Regions from separate parts of the Homo sapiens genome. Here region 2 is linked to region 1. A link is an interaction called in ENCODE POLR2A ChIA-PET data of the cell type or tissue named here. Cell type or tissue: OCI-LY7. All regions are shown on one strand. Each heading gives the region's core, and the rest is flanking DNA. Links, peaks and the distances in the headings are about the cores only.

What was found. Peaks named below come from ENCODE experiments on the same cell type or tissue, not always from the same donor. Only the 100,000 strongest peaks of a DNase experiment are listed, where the experiment ranks them.
Region 2: POLR2A ChIA-PET joins it to region 1 with 5 read pairs; 2 of 35 experiments call an interaction of 5 or more read pairs at or near these places.

Annotation. Positions count from the first base shown.
Region 1 is chr1:5,074,167-5,086,683 of GRCh38, forward strand. LINC02782 (long intergenic non-protein coding RNA 2782) reads right to left here. Exons shown (of 6, transcript NR_183671.1): 6 at 12,293-12,403. Among named protein-coding and RNA genes, the nearest start is that of LINC02782, 18 kb to the right of the region's middle. RefSeq lists an enhancer at 9,344-10,543. In OCI-LY7, for the core only: no CTCF peak of the experiment used is centred there; a DNase peak (open chromatin) is centred at 7,055.
Region 2 is chr1:4,957,373-4,969,889 of GRCh38, forward strand. No RefSeq gene overlaps it. Among named protein-coding and RNA genes, the nearest start is that of LINC02781, 9.8 kb to the right of the region's middle. RefSeq lists an enhancer at 7,776-8,975. In OCI-LY7, for the core only: no CTCF peak of the experiment used is centred there; no DNase peak of the experiment used is centred there.

The DNA of each region.
Region 1 (12,517 bases), core at 5,403-9,402:
AATATCATATTTTCAGATATTATCAGATAGATTTTAAAAACTGAGATTGGCTTTATAGAGCCAATAAAGCCCCCTTTGGAAAAACTGGTCTGAGAGTTCTCAGACTTACAGGTGATTAAAACATGTTAATTCTTGGAAGGCCTAGTAATCCTGGGAAATTTTGAGGACCTTATGAAGAAAGGAATTCACTCAAATCCGTGTTACGGTTGCAGCCTGATAGTAAGTTCTTGATATTGCTTCTTAGTCTTAAAAGTCTTTTCTTGTTTTTGCAAGAAAAGACTCAGATTAAACTTTTATTTCTTATTAAAAGTTCCAGAAAAGCAAACTGAAAAAGAGTCTATATGGTCAGTCACTAATCTTGCTGCACTTACATAAATATTCAGGCCAAGTTTAATGAGACCAAACTTATTTTGCAAACCGATTAGTCTTACTTTGATTATCTTTGATAGAAACTGGGTGACTCTACAGAGAAAAAAAAGTATGTTCTAGAAGAAAACTATAGTTCACTCAATATTAGGTTCTAGCTCTGTTTGTTTTCTTTGAGGTTTTATTATCTATCTTCATTCTGAACTGGATTCTATGTTCTAATTTCTTTCAATATCTGACTATGATTCTCCAAGCTAGTATCTCCAATTTTCTTTCAACCTTCTGGCTTCGAATCACTAAAATTAAACTGCTTTTTACCCTGAAGCTCTGCCAGTTGAAGTTGGACATGTGGATGTAAACTTCAGAGAAACCACCACCAGAGCTAATGTACGGACAATCTTCCTCACATCCAAACCGCACACCAGGAAAATCTTTCAGATTGCCACTGCCTGTCCTCACTTCAACTGAAGATGCTTAAAACCCAGCATCTAGAAATCTTCTTGACTGGCTGCCCTCTGGACTCAGAAACCAAGTTTATAATTTGTTCCAGCTATTAGTCTTTGGTTTTGTGTCTATTTTCTTAGAAACTAAACTCCCTTCATTGAAGTCCTATGTCTCCTACCATGCAGGAGATCTCCTCAGCTGCCGAGTGCCAGTGGATGATTCAGCCGGTCATTAATGAACAAATGGCAACTGAACAAGAAAGTGGACTTACACTGTTCAGAGAAAAAAAGGATGTGTCTTCTTCCTTTGAACAAGAATCAGGACTGACTCTTTGCTTAACCAAACTTTAGTCAGGCTCCTGAGCCTTCAGCCTATCTGTGCACTTCCTAATAAAATCCAGTTTTAGCTATATATGTATATATATATAATGTAATATATAATATTATATACTATAATACATATTATATATAATATTATATACTATATATTACTATATTATTATATTATATATAATTAAACTATATTATAGTATATAATATATAATATATACTATATGTAATATTACTATGATACTGATATTATATTATATATAATTAAATTATATTATATTAATATATAAATTATATATAATACATAATATATAAATTATATTATATTATTTATATATAATGTATGCCATATAATTTATATATAATGCATTATATATAATTTATATATAATGCATTAAATATAAATTATATATAATGCATTATATATAATTATATATAATGCATTATATATAATTTATATTTAATATATAAATTTATATTTAATATATTTATATATTATATATAATAAATTATATATAATATGTAAATATAATCTATATAAAATATATAGATTATATGTATATCTATGTATAACCAAAGAAAAATGAGTCATAAACCTGGAAAACGGTTGTCCTGGGATGGATGGCACTCTAGTCACACAGACCAACCTGCACCAGTTAAAAGGAAGTCTATCTATAGATATATCTATATATAGCTCTATATAAATAGAAATATCTATATATATCTCTATATATTATAGATACATCTATCTCTGTATATAGAGATATATATCCAGTTTTAGCTCTCTCGATAGATAGATAGATAGATAGATAGATAGATAGATAGATAGACAGACAGACAGATAGATTTAAAAAAACCTTTCTAAGTCAGTTTAGCGTAGACCCCCGCCCTTGATATCTGATCAGTTTCCTCATCCTCCACCCCCCCAGGTGACATCTGATCACCTGGCTTGTCTTCAGCAAGAATCCTGTTAATTGGGTTTAGCCAGAGTCCCCCTACCCCTGATGTTTCCTCCTAGTCATTTTCCATCCACTGACTCCTACTCTGCTCTTCGGCTATAAATTCCCTCTGGCATGGGCTGTGTTCAGAGTTGAGTCCAATCTCTCTCCCACGGCAAGACTGCATTGCAGTAGTCTTTGTACCTTTCATGATCATCCTGAACAAAGTCTTTCTTATTGTGTTTTAACAAGTATCATTGAATAATTTTGTTCTTTAACAGTACCTTGATTTACTCTGAAATCTGGTATATACAAAAGAATAACATACTTACGGGGGAAGTTGACCTGAGACCAAAATAGCCGCCCTCCTCCCGCCCCCCGTGACCCCCAAACCAGGTTGAAGAATGCAGTAGATTTATTTGTAACCCTTGTGGGAGGACTAAATAAGTGTTATTTGTCATGCTTATGTTGCTGCTGTTGTTCTAAACAGCTCTAGAATCTCAAAACAGAGACCTCCCTACCAGGTCACAATATCATAGTTAACATCTTTTAGATTCCCATAGTCTTTGGAGTGGTCCAAAGATTCTTGTGCCCAGCTTCTAGTTCACAAGCTTTCCTTATTCACCAGCACAGACCACCCTGTCATCTAAGCAGCAGGTTATAAAAGGAACCACTTTATCCTCCCATATGCTGTACATTTTTCCTATGTCCCCATTTTTATTACTTTTAATCCCAATTCTCTGAGACAAGTCTGAACATTTCCATTAGAGTAAGTGGGAAAATGAAACATTTATATAAAGTCACACAGCTGGGAAGTGTCTGATCTGGGCTCTATATCCAGGTCTGCCTGATCGTAAAGCCAGTGCTCTTTGATGCTGTTCTAAACTCTGCACTGTGAAGTTCAGAAGTCAGAAGAGCGCACCTGAGGCAGACACTGGGCAGGAAGATAGACCTTTACTCCTTTCTGGGCCTCTGTACTTCCTCCAGGTTCACTGCCAGCTCCACCAACCTTTGCCAGGGCACTTCATTTCCTAGGGGTCTTTTTTTCTTTCCATCTCTACCTGTATTTATTCTTCCCAAGTCATCTCTCCCTCCAAAGCCACAACAGCACCTTTAGCTGCCGAGTGCTCACTCCACTGAACCCAGTTTGCTGTACTCAATCGGGACAAAACATCATTGTATGTATGTAAGTGCCACCAAGTAAGATGTGGGGCGATGTTTTCCAGAAATGCACCAGTCACAGTCCATTTAGTGCCAGGGAAATCAAGTTTGAAGGCGCTGTAATTATCATTATTGACTTTGGATGGTTCTGTGCTGCTATATGCAAAATCTGTAATTTCCTTGACAATATGGCAGAACATGGTATGGAACCCTCACTCTCCTAATCCTACAACAGGGGGGAAAAAAAAAAAGACAATGCCAGCCAAGCTGGCAGATGAGACTCTTCCTTTTCTGCAGCTCTCTCTACCCTTTCTAGCTAATGCTCTGCCCTATGAACAATGCTATGCAGCTGGATGGGTGGGGGCTACAAACAGCCATAGAGGAAACAGACAAATAAAATCTGGTGGCCACCCACCCAACAGCATTCATGAAGGGTCTGCAGTTTCCACGTGGGTCTTTCAGCGCTTCATTTGGTCATCAGGAATTCAGTTTCTTTCTCTGATAACATGAAAGAAGTCAAACATTACAGAAATCAAATGCAAGGCTATTATGGGTTGAATTATGTCCCTCAAGAAAAGACAAAAATGCAGCACCTTGGAATGTGATTTTATTTGGAAACAGGATCTTTACAGATAGAATCAAGTCAAAATGAGGGCCTTTATCCACCATAACTGGTGTCTTTATAAAAGGGAACTTTGAACACAGAGACAGATGTGCACGGAGGAAAGATGATGCAAAAAGACATAGGGAGAAGACAGCCATGGAAACACACAAGCAGATATCAAGGTGATGTTCCAACAAGCTAAAGAAAGCAAAGATCGCCGGCCACCACTAGCAGCTGGGGAGAGGCACGGACAGATTCAACCTGCTGCCAATGCCTTGATGTTGGACTTCTGCCTCTGGAACTCAGAGAGAATAAATTTCTGTTGTTTAAGCCACTCTAACTGTGGTGTTTTTTGTTATGGCAGCCAAGGAAGCTTATGTGAGAATCTCCCAAAAAAAGGGTGGGTATGAAGAAAGAATTTTAATAAATATGTATGATGCATTTTGGTGATTTGAAAAGGCAGCCATATTTGTCTAGAAAACCCTTTCCCTGGGCAATTGGTATCATCACTGGTGTGGAAAAAAATGAGTCATAAACCTGGAAAACGGTGGTCCTGGGATGGATGGCACTCTAGTCACACAGACCAACCTGCACCAGCCAAAAGCAAGTCTGTGATCAGAGCCTGGACGGCATCAGCCAAACCTGCCCTCTAGCAACAGTGACCACAACAGTCTCCTGAAATGCTAATTATCCTTCCTTCTGAGAACCTTTTTTAAAAAACTATTAGTGGCTAAATAAATTGAAGATGAAGGATAATTTGGCTTATTTATTTTTAGAATACTGTCTTCTTTAACCTATCTTATGAGCCTTCATTTAAATAATCAATCCAAGCTTCCCCCAATGGCACATTTTCCATTCTGTAGCGATACGTGTAATGAATCCCCATGCCACAGAGAGATGGCAATGACCCTGTGGGTGTCTCCACTCTGCATCCAACTCACTATTGCCCATTGTCTCTACCTCTCTGGGGGGCGAGGTCCCTGGAGACACCCCTCCTGTGGAGTCTCTGTCTGTCTTTGGGGGACAGAGATGTGTCTTATGGATCACTCAGCTTTGTTTGTACTCTGGGAAGTTGCACTAGAACCTCTTTCCAATGAGTCTTAATCAGTCATTTCTTGTTGCTTCTTGTAACGTCACTGAATTATAACAGAAGTGTTAATGTAAGTACAGGTTCCCTCTCAGTGATTCTGCCAAGGCTTTGCTTGCTCAGCGAGCTGGTATCCTCTGGCTCCTTGACTCTTTTCCTCCTGTCTCCTAGAGATTTGCTGCCTGCCTTGCAGATAAGGGAGTTTTTGTGGATGCTTTTTGAACGAGAGTATGTACAGTGTTGTCTTCCAGGTGTCTCTGGAGTTCTTCCATGGCACATTCTGCATCCAAAAGCACCGGATTCCTGCAAAGGACTCACCTCAGGGGCAGATCAGAATATTCCAGTCCAAATCATCAGGATTTCAAGTGTGGTTTGTGTTTTATGGATGCCTTCTCTACCCTTCTTCCATTACCCATTAACATATTTTGTGGCTCCCCAAGGATGAAGAAATACAGAACAGAAATAAAAATATCGAGCCCAATGACCTGCCTTCAAACTATTGGTAATGCAATGCTATTGCTGGAGAACAAAACATGCCACCCCCAAAACAAATATGACTAAAAAGCTACCCTTTTGCAAGAGAGATTTACATCTGTAAAATAAATCTCCTTTTGGAAGGGTGTCTCCCTCTCTGCACCAGGGAGAGAATTGCTAGGTTGACCCCCATATCACTAAAGAGCCTTCATCAATGAAGAAGGCATCGACTTAAATCTATATAACAAGGCTTAGCTTTGTTTAAGGTCCTTTTCCTGCCTTTTTCTTTTCTTTTCTTTTCTTTTTCTTTTCTCTCTTTTTTTTTTTAAACAGAGGTGGGGTCTCACTACATTGGCCAGGCTGGCCTCAAATTCCTGGGCTCAAGTGATCCTCCTGCCTCAGGCTCTTGAGTCACTGGGATTATAGACATGAGCCACCACACCCAGTTCCATAATCCCCATTTAACTAGTGAGGAAACCGAGACACAAATCAGGCAAGACACCTGTTTTGTTTGGACACACACAGCCAGGTGGTGGTTGAGCTGAACATGCTCGTTTGAACCAGGCTGTTTCCCACACTCACATTTGTCACCCTCCGTGATGATTTGACATACTGAGTCTCTCCAAGAAAGTCCCCAGTGGGAGGTACTATGCCTTTAACACGCTAGAGCAGCCTCAACAAGCTTCACCTGGGACAGGCTAAAGCATCTATGGAGAATTCATTAACATTGTTTCCTTTGTATTGACTGTTATTACAGTAACCTTTGAATCACCCAAAAGGATACTGGATTTCCATTCACAGTAATGTTACAATGTATCCCATAAGATGAATGGAGTCCCATCTAAGATTTTTACCAGTGGACTCAAGGGCTGCAACATACTTACGAGATCCCTCAGCAAGCAACCTATATATCCAACAAAAGGGGATTGATCAAGTGAATACTGGGCTATCCATGAAGTGGAATGTTATGCAGCTATACGGAGGGGCAAGAATGCTTCCTAAATGAACTACGAGGGAAACAACAAGATATATAATAAAATGGAAACAAAAGTCAGGGGCAAAATGTGTAGCATATGCTACTGTTGTATGATTTTAAAAAATGAAAAAGGGGGCCTGGTGCCGTGGCTTACGCCTGTAATCCCAGCACTTTGGGAGGCCGAGGCGGGCAGAGCGCCTGAGGTCAGGAGTTCGAGACCAGCCTGGTCAACATGGAGAAACCCCGTCTCTACTAAAAATACAAAAACTAGCCGGGCATGGTGGTGCGTGCCTGTAATCCTGGCTGAGGCAGGAGAATCACTTGAACCCGGCGGTGGAGGTTGCAGTGAGCCGAGATCGTGCCACTGCGCTCCAGCCTGGGCGACAGAGGGAGACTGCGTCTCAGAAAAAAAAAAAAAGTAAAAAGAAAAAGGGGAGAGAGAGAGAGAGAGAGAGTGTGTGTGTGTGAGTGTGTGTAGAAACAGTGGCTGCCTCTGGGAAGAGAAACTGGGTGACAGGACATGGGGAGTGAGGCTTCACATCTTGGTGCCTTTTTTAGATTTAGAACTATTTAAAGATAAATTGAAGTTATCTTAAAAAATAAAATTGCTTAATAAAAAGGAGAGCCGACTAAAGAAAAAGTAAGCTGGGACTGCAGGTGCATGTGAAAGCACCAGGCTTTGGCTATGTCTCTTTAACAGGTCTTTTCTCACATCCTTCTTTCTTTGTTTCAGAGAAGAATGGTATTTAAGCCTGAAGTTTAAACTACCATTTTGAGATCTACCCTAGAGATTTACTCAACTCTCTGGGTTATTTCTCATGTGTACAGAACATATACTTGTACATGCAATTCAACTTCTGTCCATTTTCCTCTTGATAATCTGTTTTATTCTTCCCGGGAGTCTCAGCTAAGAACTCATGAAGTGGAGAATATTATTTTTCCTCACCTACACCATTCGTATGGTTAACAGAAAGTGCTCTTAGAAGATTCCTGTAAATAAATGGATTTCTTAATAGAAATTCAGAGGGACATAGCGGTCTTCATAAAGTGTCCTGAGTGGAAAGAAAATGAGGTCCTCATTATCTAGGAAAACCCAGATGACCTAGAGCTTCTCTCATGAGAAGTGCTCATGGAACAGAGAAGGGATGTTTGTCCCTCCTCCAGGTTCAGCTGGGGAGAACCACACTCCCCCCTCACATCTCCTATGCACACTGGCCCTTTACGGAACATCCTTCCTGCATCCCCACACCACTCTGTGTTGAGGACATCACAACCCACATGCCTGTGACTCCTCCACGTTCCACACGGCATCACACTGAAAGCCCAGTCTGCTTACTAGCATGCCTTGCTAATAAAGAGATGTCGAAAGTTAAATTCTAAAGTTCAACTTTTTTTCTTACATTTTCAATCCTGTGGACAATAAGTAAATCAAGAAAAAAATAGACTTTTCAAAAAAATCAATTCTGAGACTGAGTTTTGATTTCAGAGACAAAGTCCTCATCCTTTGGAGGGTAAGTTTGGTTGTTTTCGAGGTGGAGGCTCGTTGCCTTGCCTTCTTTGCTTTTGGTTTCTCACCTTGTCTGCCCCTGCCCTGCCTCCCATCCATCCTCCTCCATCCTGTGGTCATTGGCTTCCTAACACCAATATTGGATCCTGCTTGAACACCTTAAGGGCCCATTTGCTGCTGTTCTCAGGATAAAGTCTTGAGTCCCCAGCACGGCACTCAAGGCCCTTCATAACTTGGTCACTTGTGCATGGTAAAGTAGTGTGGGGTTTAGAGGAAACACGGTCCACACCAACGTTCTCACTTCTGACACCAATTGCAAATTCAGTAGGTTTCCAAAACCATTCTCAATTTCGATAATTTTTTAGAAGGACTTGCAGAACTTTTCTGCCTCATCTTAGTTCATTCCTCAATAAACCCCGCCCAAAATTATTGGGCTAATTGTCACTGCCTGTACAGTAAATGACTTAACCTTGCCCGAAGAAAGTTCTGGTTTTTGTCCCCAGCTGCTGAGACATGCTGTGTAGGCCCTTGGCATTTCCCTTCTGATAAGGATGTGTCTATTTACCTGGGGCCTTGGCCACTGCGCAGCTTAGCAATGTGCTTTGTGATGAGGGCTTTGGGGCATGCAGTATATACTCCTCTTCTAGAGGGCTGGAGGCTAAAGGTCAGCCATGTGGGCAGCTGTTCATGAAGCCACAATGAGGGTGGACTCCTGACACCAAGGCACAGGTGAGCTTCCCTGTGGAAAATAGTCCAGGTGCATTGTCACATGTCATGGCTTGGAGGAGTTAGCACTGTCCAGGGCTCTATAGGGAGGAGACACCTTGTGTATTCATCTGTTCTCACACTGCTAATAAAGACATACCCGAGACTGAGTAACTTATAAAGGAAAGAAGTTTAATGGACTCACAGTTCCACATGGTTGGGGAGGCCTCACAATCATGGCAGAAGACAAAGGAAGAGGAAAGGCATGTCCTACATGATGGCAGGCAGGAGAGAGTATGTGCAGGGGACCTCCCCTTTATAAAACCATCAGATTTCATGAGAACGTCTTACATGATGGCAGGCAAGAGAGAGCGTGTGTAGGGGAGCTCCCCTTTATAAAACCATCAGATTTCGTGAGAACGTCTTCCATGATGGCAGGCAAGAGAGAGCGTGTCCAGGGGAACTCCCCTTCAGAAAACCATCAGATTTCGTGAGACTCGTTCACTATCATGAGAACAACACAGGAAAAACCCACCTCCAAGATTCAATTTCCTCCCACCAGGTGCCTCCTGAGACTCACGGGGATTATTACACTTCAAGATGAGATTTGGGTGGGAACACAGAGCCAAACTATATCATCTGGAAACTATATTTTGAACCTGCCAGACTCTGCCCAGGTGCCTCTTCCCTTGGCTGATTGTAATATGCAGCAGTTTCTCATGATAAACTATAACAGCACCTTTCACTGAGTTCTGCAAGTCCTAAAAAATTATTGAAATTGAGAATGGTTTTGGAAACCTCCTGAATTTGCAATTGGTGTCAGAAGTGAGAATGTTGGTGTGGACTATGTTCCCTCTAAACCCCACACTACCTTACCATGCACAAAAATGACACCACTGTTTCATTCCCGGTATTGTTCTCTCTCTCTCTCTCTCTCTCTCTCTCTCTCTCTCTCGTGCGCGCTCTCTGTCTCTTTCTCTTCTTCTCTCTCTCCTACCCCTTGCTCTCGTCTCTATTCTTCAATTTCAAGGCATAGCTAAGCTGATAGAGTAGAAAGAGCACTGTTCAGGCCTGGGAGTAGATAAATGAGGGGCAATGTCAGTCTGAGTCATAAATGCTTTATAACTTTGGTTTTCTCTTTGGTAATTAAAAAAAAAAAATTGGCCCTGAGCAGTTGATTCTCAGTTGAGTGTCCTATGTGTCAGCATTCTGAGTGAAGGGGCAGAGACCAGCCCAGGTCCTAAAGGGCAAGTCAGGACATGCCCAGTTGACCTTCCTGATTCCACATGGTCCCTTGAAACTATGGCTGAGTTAAGGGATAAAGTGAGGGAGTCCTTCCTCATGATCCCAGAAAAGTTAATATTTTTTTGACAGGGTCTTGCTCTGTTGTCCTGCTGGAGTGCAGTGTCAAGATCATAGCTCACTGCAGCCTCAAACTCCTAGACTCAAGCAATCCTCCTACCTCAGTCTCCCAAGTGGCTGGGACTACAGGCATGCACCACCATGCCCAGATAATTTTTAAAATTTTTTTAGAAATGGGGGTCTCACTATGTTACCCAGGCTAGACTTGAACACCTGGCCTTAAGCAATCCTTCCACCTAAGCCTCCCAAAGTGCTGGGATTACAGGAATGAGCCATTAGTCGAGGAATGTCTGGCCAAAAAAATTTAGTATTTTATTCTCTTCCTTTCACATTCCCATTCACTCAAGATTAATTTTTATTTTTAAAAATTCTGCCTCATAATATGAAATCATTGAATTTCCTACTATTTCCTGCAAGTCAGTTCTGTTTTGTATTTTAAAAAGTGTTTCCTGAAGTCTTATAAAAATACAAAAACAACATGACACTTATCCTTATTTTATTGCTCCCTTTTGGCCAGGTCAAACCGCCCATTGCTTATCTAATGGGAGATACAGCCTTTCCAAATGCCACCTGAAGAATGCTCAGAATAAAGCCAACTCAATGCCCAGGCCAAATACACTGTGTTTATGCAGATGCCCAATTCATGGATCAACAGCTCCTTCTTCACCACACCATCCTTCCTCCCAAGAGGAGAAGCCTAGAATCCATATGTTGGCTCTATCAAAATGCAGATACCACCATATGTCACCAAAGATGGCACTGCAGTTGCCCTTGGCCGAGTTCCTGGTGCTTGCTGGTGGCACATTTTCCAAGCACAGACATTTTCAAATCAACCACTGAGAAGTTTGATGAGCGGCTATGATGCCAACAGAAGATTCAAATTCCAGTCAGGTGTTTGGGGCCAAAACTCGGTGCCTCGTAGCTCCTGTGGCTGAGACCACAAACTGGTTCCATAGGCAATGCAAGTGCTCTGACAGCATCTGAACACACTTACCTTTCAAAACCCGTGGCAGCCTTTCCATGCCTTGGCATGCAAATGAGTCAATGCTATATTTGGTAATGAGTGCCAGTCCTTTTTTGACAGGTTAATTAATATTCATTATTCAACAGAGAAGAAAATGCTGAGTTGTTTATCATTGGTTCATTAGTTTTAGCCAAATAAAGGATAAACATAATTACTCTCATAAACTGCTGTGACAGAGCCTAAAAATTATGAGGCTGAAAATGGATGCCTTCAGGAAAACCCTAAAAGAAATGAGACCCTTGGATCTCAGCAGATGAGTGAGAATAACAGTTCTGGTTTCTACTGGCATGTCCCAACTCCCTCTCTCATTGGACCTGGACAAGATCATTCTCCAAAAATGACTCTGCTCTTGCATTTCTTGTTGCCTTTGTCTTCACTGATGATTTTTGCTGTGAGGTGTTGGGGGCTTGTTACTACTGTGTGGTGCGTGTGCAGGAGTTAAGCCTTCTGTAGGGGCAAGTTCTCTGACTAAGCAAAAGGCTACACCTGACATCATGGAGGTTGGCATGGATGGGTCTCCCTCTGAATTCTAGCTTCCTGACTGTGTTTTTTATGCTAAAGATTTAGCAGGCTTCTCCTCCTGCATTCTCCCTCGCATCCTGTCCTTTCCTCTAGTGTCAGTGCTTTCACCTTCAACAACTCAAGACTTTAGATTCTGCTTCTTAGGGAATCAAACTCAGTCCTCTCTGTATTCACCATTTGTGTCCCTCCCAAAGTCGTGTGTTTAAACTCTAACCCCCATGTGACTATGTTTGGAGATGCAGCCTATAAAAGGTCATTAACGTTAAATGAGTTCATAAGGGTGGAATTAATCCAGTGGAATTAGTGTCCTTAGAAGAAGAGATGCTGGAGCTTGGGCACTCTCTGTAGGTACAAAAAGAAGAGGTCACATGAGCATGCAGCAAGAAGGTGGCTGTCTGTAAGCCAGCAACAGAGCCCTCACCTCTCAGCTGGCACCTGGATCTGAGACTTCCAGCCTCTAAAACGGAGACAATAAATTTCTGTTGTTAACCCATTTCCCATTTGCCCCAAGAATACTGCACTGGCAGCAAGCTGCAATTTTTTTTTTTTTCCCTAAATGGGAAATGGGTTAAGTCACCCAGACTGTGGTGTTTTGTTATGGGCAGCCCAAGCCGACGAATAGACTAACATAGACTAATAGGCTATCCGGAAACTATGGCAACACACACATACAGACACACACACACACACACACACCTTGTCATTTTCACTCCACTGCTCCATCATTGTGTTTTTAGGTAGTTTTGATGACGATGATGGTGATGATGATGAGAATAAAAAGGAAACAAACGTGTTTATGTCAGGTGTCAGGCACTTATTTTCCCTGCAAAGTGCTTGCACATTTATTACCTCATGGGGAGAGCCTGGGTCCAAGCAGCCATGGTTTCGATGAGAAAGTCAGGCTCTGAAATAAGAACTTCAATGAGCAAAACTGTATTTATGTTAATAAAAGGAAAATAAAACTCAAAATCTGTAAATATGTAAACCTCTAGTGATCTTCTCCCTAGTGAATGTAGAT
Region 2 (12,517 bases), core at 3,686-7,685, 120 kb before region 1:
TTGTCCCCAATACAAGAAAATTGATCCATGACAAATTAATCCTGGCAGCTTTCATTTTTTATTTCCTTTCTGAATATACAGAACCATTAAAATGCAACCAAACAAAAAAGAATAAGATGGGACAAAGAGAGATGCACATGCCAGTATTGATTTCTTACAAAATAGTTGAAGAGTAGATTTAATTTAACTAAATGATATTAGTAATATTGACAGAGGACTCATAGCACCAACAGTAACACAGCTTCTCAGGGCTCCATGGCCGATCCCATCCAGGGATCTGAGGTCCTTCTTCTGCCTTAGGGAGAGCAGGGCCAAGGTGGAGACATTCGAGTTGCATGAGTCTCTCCTTGCTGTTCTGAGGATTTTGTGAGCCTATTACGTTATTCTAACGAAGAAGGTGGAGTGGATGATGCTCTCTGTCCTCCCCAGATCTCTCTGGAAATACAGTTGCATCATGGATCTTTCAGGCTGAATCCCAGCTAAGGAAGATCACATAAATTAAGGGAAGGCAGAAGTTGAGTGAGCCTGAGCACAAAGAAGAACTCTGCTGCCCCATGGAATCGGAACCTCTAAGGCATAGGTTGGCTCCAGCTTCAGCAGTGGATGGACCCAGTGTGGAAACGGTTTCTGATCTGCGTTCCTCTCCGGACCCTGTCTTGCTCCACCACAAGCTCCCTCTACAGGGCGTCTCAAAGTCCACCCACAGTCCCATATTCACACTTAGCCGGTCACAGCTCCAAAGGTACAAGAGCGGCCCCCAGGAACTTCCTTGTGGGAAAATTGCAAGGAAAAGCAAGGAAAATAGGGGAGGGGGGTCATCTTGTCAAAAGCCTTCGCTTTCTCAGGACAGCTAAAATCTCAAGACCAGGAGAGGTGAGGCTGGCCCCCTCGAAACCACGCTGTTGGGCAATTTCTTGACCACTCACCAATGAGCCCCCAGCTAGGAGTTATTGATAGGCCTGAGGCCAGAGCCCTCCTCTCCTAATGGGCTGGGGGTCGGGGTGAGATTCTGTTTTCCTGTCTGCAAAATAAGCAAATTAAACTAGAAAATGTTTCTCAAACACAGACCCATGAAATGGCTATATAAGAATCCTCTGGGGAGCTTTTAAAAAGTATGAGTCCTAGGCCAGTCACAGTGGTTCACGTCTGTAATCCCAGCACTTTGGGAGGTCGAGCGGGGAGGATCACTTGAGGCCAGGAGTTCCAGACCAGCCTGGCCAACACAGCTAGACCCCACCTCTACAAATAAAACAAAACAAACAAAAAAATTAGCCAGGCATGGTGGTGCGTATCTGTAGTCCTAGCTACTAGGAAGGCTGAGGTGGGAGGATCACTGGAGCCCAGGAGTTCAAGGCTGCAATGAGCCATGATTATGCTACTGCACTTCAGCCTGGGCAACAAGGTGAGACCTCAACTCTACAAATAAATATATGAAATTATGAATCCTTACTTTACTAATTTAACAGTGGGCCAAGAATATTCATTTCAAAGCTGTCCCAGGGAATCTGATGCCACATGTTTGTGCCTCTATCAGTCTCCTGGGGCTCCTATAACAAATTACCACAAGCTGGGTTGCTTTAAACCAGAGAAATTCGTTTTCCGTGCAGCTCTGGAGGCCAGAAACACAAGGTGAAGGTCTTGGCAGAGCCATACTCCCTTGGAAGGTGCTGGTGAGGGTCCTTCCGGCCTCCTCCGGCCTCTGGTGGCCCCAGGCATTCCATGGCTTGTGGCTGCACCGCTCAAATCTTCGCCTCCGTCCTCACATGGCTTTCTCTTTTTTACGTGTATCTTCTCTGTGTGCCATTGGATTTAGGGATCACACCCAGATAATCAGGATGATATCATCTCAAGATCCTTAATTTAATAGCATTACCATTTTCCCAAGTGAAGTCATGTTCTCAGCTTCTGGGATTAGGATGTGGACAGATCTCCTGGGGGCCGCCATCCAGCCCACCCTGGTGCCCTTTCTCTCTAACATTCTAGGTGCCTGTGCCCACTGCTCTGAGGCAACCACTTGCTGAGATCTCCTCTCCACTCCCGGGAAGGGGTCTCAGTGCTCGTCACCCCTGGGCAAGGACAGGCCAGTGGAGCACGACAGGGACTGTCATATCAACTGTCTCCGGCCTTTTCCTTCCTGCATCACAGGGCACCATTCAGTCCATTGCAGGCGTCCTTTCCAAGGACCTACAGGATCACCATGGGCCTAGCAGATAAACCAGGATGATGTCCATATTTTAAAGTTCATAGCCTTAATTCTGTCTGCAAACTCCCTATTGCCACGTAACAGCATATATACAGGTTTCTGGGATTAGAGTGTGGGCAACTTTAGTGGCTGTTATTCTGTCTAACACGTGGAGAGGCTGCCTTGGGCCCTCTGTATGTGTATGGAGGGGTGTCTCTGGCCTGAGATCTGTGGAGCGGACTTCACTGAGTGGACTTTGCAGCAGCCCTCATAGAGAAACAGCAAGACAGAGAGAGGGAGGAAGAGAGACAGACAGAAGGGGAGGGGGAAGGGGAGGGAAGGGAAGGGGGAAGAGAAGAGAAGGGAAGAGGAGGGGAGGAGAGGGGAGGGGAGGACAGAGGAAGGGAGGGGAGGGGAGGGGAGAAGGGAAGGGAAGGAGGTGGAGAGGGAAGAGGGGGGAGATAGAGAGAGAGAGAGAGACAGAGGGGGATACAGTGGCAGGAGGAAGTTCAGTGGAGGCTCACCCTGGGCTGCTGGTCCCATAAAAGAGAAGGACAAAAGTCCAGGCCACCCCAGATCCTGGCAGCAGGAAGCACCAGGGCCCACATCCCACTCAGGGCAGGGATGAAGGAGCCCATGGTGTGATGATCTCAGACTTCTTGCCTACTGGAGGCTCAGAGTGGATTGGATTTGCTTTAGAAAAATAAAGGAACAGGGTATGTCTTCCACTGTAAAGCAAACAATTTATTTCAGAAGGATGGAAACCCAGGCCAGAGCAAAAGGGCATCCAGTCCTCTAATCACCCAAAGATCACCTCCCACCAGCCTGGGGTGGACAGGAACTGGAAGCCAGGCCCCACACAGCCCCCTGCGAGCCACGCCTGGGGTCCAGCCTATCCCTCCTGTGTGAAAAGTGATTATCTCAAACCTCCAGCCCACGCCCTCCAAAGGGATACCTCCCAGTTCCAACTGCTCCTGCCTCCCGCACAACTACCCCCTCTTGCCTCTTCCCTGGGAACTCAGGAGGCCGCGTTTGTCTCCTGGCTCCTCTGTGCCCATGGTGGGCGCCATCGTTTTGCAGCTGCTGGACAGTCAGAGGTTGTCTGGGCTGTGAGGCCTCAGCCGGAAGCTCTGTCTCCAGACTCCATCCACAGGAGTTCTTGAGGGACAATGCAAATGAGGAGATGACAACAGAGTGAGACACATGCTTTCTTGTCTTCCCAGAGGACCCTGCCAGGCGTCTCCCATCTCCAGACCCTCTCACCCCACGCTATCAGGTGCCTTTTCCTAAAACCATTTCCGCGGAAGTGCTCTGTGTCAGAAACCGTAAGGGCCTCTCATTAAGAGGGGGCTTCTCTGCCCCTTCCTGGCTGCTCTCTACCCAGCCACAGTGGCTCCTGCCTCTGCCTTCTGCAAATGCTCTTTCCCCTCCAGCCTGTCCCCCCTTTCACCATGGGCACAGCTCATCCACATCCTGCCCTCATCTCCAGGCCGGCTGCGGCTTCCAACGCTTCTCCGACACCCAGCCTGTGTTGTGCTTCCCTCTCCAGCAGCCAAGAGCTCCTGAGGGCTTCTCTTTCTCTTCCTCACCTTTTACTCTTGATCTTGTTTAATTTCATGTTGACGTCCACTCTCCATTTTCACATGTCCAAGTCTCCTCTGTATGCTGTCGTGGCCAGGTGCATACCTGCCTGGACCCCCAAAGGGGACAGGGCTCCATGAAGTGAAAGGACCATACATGCACCAGATCCCTCCCGGGTCCGGAGCCCGTGCCTGACATTCCCCTGACATCATGCCATCCAGCACGTTGACTCATGAAGGGTGTCAGCTCAGGGACATTTGTTACGTAAATGCTTTGAGCATTTGAGAGGGACAAAGTTCCACTGAAAGCAAGACATTTTTGCTAAGACATATTCAGACAAAAGCCAGGGAGCCAGGACAAGGAGCATGAGCCAGGACAACAGACCAGGAAAGAAATTGCTGGTGTAGAAATAACATTGTTGTGCTTGTTAAAGAAAACAATAGCAATGTTTTGTCCCAGGGAGGCACCTGCAAGGCTCCAAGCAGCGTAGAATAATGTCAGGGAGCTTGTGCTGACAGACACTCAGGCTCTGCAGACATGAGTTCCATGCTTCATGCCCACATCACCCACCAGGTGTGCCCCAAAGCCCCAAGGGACAGGTACCAGAGTTGCCCCCACTCACATATAAGAAAAAGAGGCTGGGTGAGGTGGCTCACGCCTGTAATCCCAGCACTTTGGGAAGCCGAGTCAGGTAGATCACGAGGTTAGGAGATCGAGGCCATCCTGGCCAACATGGTGAAACCCCATCTCTACTAAAAAATATAAAAATTAGCCGGGTGTGGTGGTACACGCCTGTAGTCCCAGCTACTTGGGAGGCTAAGGCAGGAGAATCACTTGAATGCGGGAGGCAGAGGTTGTAATGAGCCAAGATCACACCACTGCACTCCAGCCTGGAGACAGAGCGAGACTCTGTCTCAAAAAGAAAAAAAAGAAAAAACAAAAATGAGGCACAAGGAGATAAGAAACTTGGCCAAGGTCACACCATTCAGCCAGGCCTTGAACCTGGGAAGCAGCCTGAGTCTGGAGAAACCTGGCCTGAGTGTGCTGCAGGATGACTGCATCCTAGGGACAGAGTCAGAGGCCAGGAGAGAGCCTGCAGGCAACATATATTCATGAAATGTCTTCAGGGGGTGACTTCAATTCAAAGCTTGAATTGAAGCTGCCCAGAGCCCAATTCAATTTGAATTGAATTCAAAGCTGCCCAGAGCACAGTCACATAAAGATAGAGTCCTATTGCCTGGGTTCAAATCCTGCTCTCAGCCTCACATTTACCTGCCAGATGCTGACGATCTGAGTATGTTGAGCGGATGCTGTGAGGGTGCCCCGAAGGTTGCCTGAGAGGAGCTCAGCTGGTGCTGCCTCCCCACAGCCCTGGACGCTGCTGCCTGGGCAGAGGTCATTCCTGCAGGTGTGTGTGGTCCCGATACACACATGTATGGCGTCTCCACCATCCTTTCTGGCAGCTTCTGGGTAGAATCTAGAAAGTGCTTCAGGATAATTCTTCCTGAGGTCAGATATTGATTGTGAGGAGCAAACAGTTTCAACGTTATTTGGAGTTACTTGCAGAGTAGTGTTTTGTTCTTCCTCTGACTTTAGATCAAGAGAAACACTTGAACCCTTGATGCTATAGACAAATGCTTTGCAGGTCTCTCTGGTTCCAGAATATGAGCAAGACCTACCCAGGACTCATCAAAGCAGAAGGAGCCCCAGGCCATTGCCTGCTAGACTTTCCAATGAGCATGAGAACGTGGCACTTTGAGGTTCATCTGTCCGTCTTCCCATCTGCCAAGGAAAACTCTTATGACGAGGATAAGGTGCTGGAGATGGTGCTGGCACTTGACCGCTGGGAGGATGGGACTAACCCTGCTGCCCATCCCAGCCCGGAGATCTGCCAGGGAGGTGCTCTGGCCGAACACATGAACAAACAAATAAAACCCCACCGCAGCAGGGAAAGGCATGCACCTCTGGATACAGGCAGGGCTGAGAGGGCACTGCCGAGTTAATTAGTTGCCGCTTGGCTGGAAGAAGTCAGTTAGAGAGAAAGTTGCTGCCTTGAGTCTCCTTGAAAATTAGGAGATCCTTGGTACTGACATGACGTGGCCTATGGTCCCCAAGACCACCAGGGGCAACCAATTAAAGCAAAACCATTCTGGAAAGCGATTAGAGGGGGAGCCCTGGGAAGTCCATGCTTCTACCCCTGGGAACAGCCTGTCACCAAGCCTAAACGATGTGCCATCCTTCCCAGAAACCCAGGTTGACCATGAGCTTTCATCACCAATCCCTTCATGTTAATCACCACCCGTCGGTGTGACTCACCCTGCCGGAGCCGCAGTCATTTTCAATCACACAGGCCAAATAAATGAATCATTACTGGAGTGAACATGCGGTGAACGCCAGCAGTTAAGCAGGGAGACAACTTCCCCCTGCTCCCCAGTCTTACTGCAAGGTCTTCATGACCACCTACCCAGGCCATGGGGCTTACAAGGAGGACACCAGCTGCTCCCCCAGAGTCCTCACTGCACCTCTGACAGCACATCCAGGCCTGGGAAGCAGCTATCCTACCCAGATAGATGGATTCGCCCCATCCTACCCAGGGGACTGTTCCCATCCTCACTGGAGGATTTGGGAGAAGCCATGTCCCTTCCTAGAGGACCCAGAGGGCAGCTGGAGAGATTATTTGCCCTATACCATGGCCAGGGACACCCACAAAGCTGGAATGTAGCAGCACATTTTCTGGGGTCCTGTCAGCTGGGGGCTGTTTTGCAGAAGATACCCTCTGGCTGGAGCTATGAACCTGAGCCATCTCCCAGGCTATTCGTTTTACCTCTGAAGAAACTGAGACGAACATCATGGAGCCATCGCAGAGAAGAGGGTTGCCAGTTGGACTCATGAATATGTCTTCAGGACAGCTTCAGCTGCCATGGACTCACCCGCTTAAGCCAGGACCCTTCCAGCTATCAAGTCAAAACAAAAAGAAAGGCAATTTCCTTCTCCTTCTATTTCTAAATTAAAGAAATCAAGTGGTGCTGTGTTCAAGCAGCTGTTTACCCAAAGGAATGAATGAAGATCAATATTAATACCTGACACCCACACACTAATCTTTTTGAAATGTCAGACAAAAATAAGGCATTGGGAAACTCTATTCTAGACATTTTCCATAACAGGGGTGAATCTCAATCTCTCTCTCTCGCTCCCTCTTCTCTCTCTGTCTGTCTCTTTCTCTTTCTTTCTCTCTCTTTCTCTCTCTCTCTCTCTCACATTCATGTCCATCCCTTCACTCACATGCTTCTGAAGGTGATATTGGACACCTGAATTCACGCCGTGGGCTGCACACTGCTGCTGTCTGTGGAATTCCTACCATTGGGAGCACACTTGGTCCTCTTACTTGGAAAGATGAATGTTAGCTCCTATTATCCAGCTGAAAGGTAAAGAGGAGTCAGGCTGTCCTCCAGCTCACGTAATGTTACATGTACCACGGAGTCAACCTTCATGGCTGCAAATGCCTTCTAAGGTGCCCTCTTCAAACTTGTACTGCCATCTTAAAATTAATTTATTAGAAGCCCAGGTCTAAACAGAGACGGTTTCCAGGGGGTGAACCATTAGCGGTGCTTGGAGCTCTTGCTGTGAGCTCCTGCTTGGAGTCCACTCTCTGAAGGTCACCCTGGAATTAAGCAGAAGAGGTCAAGTGGAGCCCTGCAGGTCCCAGAGCTGGTGCTTCCTCAGGGCTGGTGTCCCAGGAGCGATGTGTTTCTCTCCATGAAGTCCTTAATCACAGCCTCAGGAGGGGCTGCCGTTCTCCCTTTACTTCCTTGGCCTGGATTCTGTTCACAGAAGAGCAAACAGTTTCCTCGAGGCACCAAGAGATACCGGGAGATGGGCATTGTCACACAGAGTCCTCCTCCAGAGAGCATTTTCCTGAGCTCTGGGAGGTCAGGATTCAATTGGTCAAATCCACATCTGCAGTTTCCCTCCTCACGCCGGGGACCAGCCTGGGACCTTGGAGGCTGTGAGGTCTCAGACCCCTCCCCCAGCAACCCCCTTCTCATCCGAGAAGCGGGCGCGGGGCACTTGGGTGGGTTGGGGATGGAGGGTGAGCACTGCCTGGCTGGTCACATCACCTGGAATATAACAAGCACTAGGGAAGTGATAGGGGCCATTTTCGTTGTCAAGACCAATACAGATAATCATCACTATCATTTATTATTATTGATTCTTTTCTTCCTTTTATCACCAACCCACATTTCTCTGCTGATCACCTCTGCAGTTTGGATGAGTCAACAGGAAGGGAATTTGCTCCCTGTCTTTTGTCATCTGGACACCCCTTTGATTGTGCCCCAGAGGCCCAGTCAATCAACCAGTGACCACAGTGGACAGCGAGGGGCCCAGCCCTGTAGCTATTACACCTACCTATGCTGCCCAGGTGAGTGCCCCCATTGCTGAGTCTGGGTTTTCTAATCTTCGAGAATGACTGTAACCTTCTGCCTGCACACCCTAATTTCTGTGATTCCAGACTCCCTCAGCTCAGGCACAGAGGGAGGAACTAGCCAGGGGAAACAGTCTAAGTGCCACAAACTCAAAGACAGCTCTGGCTGCCCTGGGATTCTTTCTCATTTTCATTGCTAATACAGGAATTCCACTTCCTTCAAGTCAAAGAAAAACAAACAAACAAGAAGTACCTCTTTAAGAAAAGGATAACTGGGAATTGGAGGAACAAAAGAGCTGCCTGTCAGGAAAGCACAAGCAATGTGCGTGTCAAACTGCTTTTCACCCAGCAGAGCCTGGAGGAAATCTCACACGGAGACAACAGAGTAAGCTGGTATTATATCAGTAGACGTTTATTTTACAAGTCTAAAGTTATTACATTTAATTATCTTAAAGCAAAACTAGCTAAAAAGGAGAATGAGGAGAACCAAAATTGAAACTGAGAGTTGTACATGAAAAAAAAGCACACTTATACTAATCATAGTTTCCAATATTTTGGTGGCAGAAAAAATGTGAAAATTTTGATTCATGTAGATAAGTTGCCAATGATAACTTTTTTTAGCGTCTTGTCCTCAAGATACTCTTCATTTAGACTGACCCAGAAACTTTAAAGAAGAAGAGCAGGAGATATGGGTTTTAAAATTGAGCCACTAAAAATAATAGGCAACAGAAATTAAAATTTTTTAAAAGTCAAGTCAGAAGCACCCAAATTGACAGGAAGTTCTAGACGATCTACGGTGGATCACCACCCTTGCACCTGCCTTAAGGTCGTTGTTGCTGTTCTTGGCAGCTGTGCTCCCTGGACTTCTGGATCTTGCCTTCCAGCTCCCCTGTACAGGGTAGGAGGGTGGCTGCAGGCAGCATCCCACGGTGGGTTGGAGAATATTTACAATTCTGTGTGACTGAGCACACATGCACCATCTTGGCTGTGCAGCTGCACCTTTCCTAATCAGTGACCAGTGATGGTGGACATACAGTTCAAGTGCAGGCACAGGCAGAAGAAGGATGACTATAAGATCTGCCGAAGCACGCGTGCACCCAGCATTAGTAGTTCCCGATACATCATGGCATGGCAAGTAGGGAAGGACACTTGGGGTTTAAAATGTATTGTTTAAACACAGTTCCAACTGAATGTTGGAAGACACCCAAAGTCCCTTAGAGGAAGATCAAAGGAGCAAAGATGAAAGCACCTTCACCCACTGGGCTTGTGACATTGCAGCTGGGCAACTGTGTTTCTTCTCACGGCCACCCTCCAAGGTGGGTACTATAAGCATCTGATTTTGCAGGTAAGGAAACCCAGGCAGAAAGACACTCACTGATGGGCTGATGTCCACGCAGCTAGGACGTGGAGAAGCTGGGGACTGAGCTGGAATTCATCCGACTCTTGAGTCCATGCTATGTCTAATGTAATAACCACATCATTGTAATCACCGTAATTCTCACACTGAGAAGGCTTCCAACCATCCTGGAGCTGGTCTCACTGACTTCCCCAACCTCCATTCCCACTGCTCTCCCCTGCTCCCTCTGCTCCAGCTGCCCCCACCCCGGCCTCTGCTGCTCCTCCAGGCACCCCCCATGGTTGTCCCCTTACCCTGAAAGTCCTTTCCTGAATGCCTCCTGGCTCACTTGGTTGGCCCCTGCACTCTCTGCTCACACCAGCCTTTTCCAGGAAGCTGACTCTGACTACCCCGTTTACGATGACCCCTTCCCACTCACACACTGCAGGTACCATCTCACCTTGCTATGCCTCTTCTCCATGGCAGCCATCACTGCCCGACATATGAAACTGCTTATTGTTCATCATTTATCTTCAATGCTGCCAAGTAAGTTCCGTTTGTTTGTGACAACATCCCAAGCCTTTAGAACAGGAGCTTGTGATGGTTCATTTAGCGTGTCAGCTTAGCTGGGCCACGGTGCCCGGATATGTGGTCAAGCATTATTCTGGATGTTTTCACAAAGGCGTTTGTGGATGAGATTAACATTGACATCAGCAGATTTCGGGGAAACAGGTGGCCCTTCATGATGCAGGTGGGCTTCACCCAATCAGGTGAAGACCCTACAAGGAAAAGACTGGCCTCCAAGCAGGGGCAATGAAGCCACAGGCACTTTTGGACTTTTCCTGCAGCTTGGGCTTCTTCCCCAGCCTCCAGCCTGCCTGCCCACCCTGCAGATTTGGGCCTTGACAGTGTTAAGCCAAAAGTATCTGAGACAGATTTCAATCAATTTCAAAAGTTTATTTTGCTGAGGTTAAAGACACACCTGTGACACAACCATACAAGGTCCTGATGACATGTGTCCAAGGTGGTCGGGGCACAGCTGGCTTTATACATTTTAGGGAGACATGAGACATCAGTCAATACCTGTAAGATGTCCATTGGTTTGGTCCGGAAGGGCTGGACAACTCAAAGTGGGGAGAGCATTTCCAGGTTGTAGGTAGATGAGAGATGAACAGTTGCATTCTTTTGAGTCTCTGATCAGCCTTTCACTGAAGACACAATTTCCATGTGAGTGGGGGTTAGACAAATAGTCATGTAGGCCTTAGTCTGGCTCAGTGAAACAATAGGGCAGAGGAAACAATCAGATACATGTCTGTCACAGGTGAGCAGAGGGATGACTTTGAGTTCTGTCTGTCCTTTGTCCACTAGGAATTTCCTTGTGGGCTGTTATGGTTTGACTGTGTCCCCACCCAAATCTAATCTTTAATTGTAGCTCCCGTAATCCGCATGTATCATGGGAGGTACCTGGTGGGAGGTAATTGAATCATGGGGGCAAGTTTTTCCCATGCTTTTCTCATGATAGTGAATAAGTCTCATGAGATCTGATGGTTTTTACAAAGGACAGCTCCCCTGCACATGCTCTCTTGCCTGCCACCATGTAAGGTGTGCCTTTGCTCTTCTGCCTTTGCCGTGATTGCGAGGCATCCCCAGCCATGTGGAACTGTGAGTCCAATAAATTATAAATTACCCAGTCTCAGGTATTTCTTCATAGCAGTAGGAGAATGGATTGATACATGGGCAGATTGTGAGGGAGGTGTGTATCTTTTTTATCTTCATAGCCATCTTATTCAGGAATAGATTGGGAGGTGGGTTTGCCTGCTGAAGTTCCCAGTTTGACTTCCCCTTGACTTAGTGATTTTGGGGTCCCAAGTTTTATTTTCCTTCCTCATCAGCCACGATAATCACATGAGCCCATTACAGTAAGTCTCTCCATAGGCATGTAAATCCTGTTGATTCTCTTTCTCTGGAGAACCTTGACTAACACAGAGCTCATAATTGTTACATGAAAGAATGAGTGAGTGAATGAATGAATGGATGGCCATGAGGAGGAAGCCGGGTCTTAGCAGGAACTGTCCTGTTGGGTGTAAGCTGACTTCCTGTTGGGCTTCTTGCTTCTCTCCCTTTACTTGAGTGAGGGTTGCTCAACCCCTGAGCCCCTCATCTTCAACTGGAGTCACTTTCCTTCTTTTCTCCTGCAAAGCATTTGAGCTTCAGAAGGCAGGGCTTGCCCAGACTCTCCTCCTGGGAAGGGAAGGGAATGGAAAGGGAGTGGAGGGGAAGGGAGGGGAGGGGAAGGGAGGGGAGGGAGGGGAGGGGAAGGGAGGGGAGGAGAAGGGAGGGGAGGGGAGGGCAGGGAAGGCAGAGTGCAGTAATCAGAATTAGGAGGACTCAATTTCCATTTGTGACCAGGCATAGCCTCTCTGAGCCCAGGTCCTCAGGGATCTACAGTGGGGATAATGGTAAGTCCCACCCCTAAGTGGGTGCATAGCAATTAATTAATACAGATCCTGTGAGGAGTTTGAGAAGCTCAGGTTACACAGCAGGCTCAATGGGGATGCCTCTTGTTAACTACATGGAAAGTATTGAGTACACAGTTGACGTTACCAGTCCTAGTGCAGAGGACCTTTACTGAGAAAACCTTTCATCTAAGGGCTTCAAGTTAATGTATTCATCCTTTTATTCATTTCATCATTCATTCAACCAAGTTCCCACTCAAGCATCAGCCTGGCTCAGAGCTTAGGAGAAATTTGCTGATGGCAGCCACCATGCTTGTCTTCAGGGAGGTCATGGGGAGGCTGGGGAACCAGCGGATCAGAAGGTCCAAGAGCTTCTGCAAAGGCCTGGAGGCAAGAGGAGAGGCAAGAGGATGGGGTCTCCCCAAGCTGGGGTTGGGGGTCCAGGGAGACTTCCTAGAGGGGTCATGCTTGAAGATGGGGCCACAGCTCCTAGCCGACCAGACAGCTAGAGCCAGTGTTTTCCAACAAGAAGGCTGCTG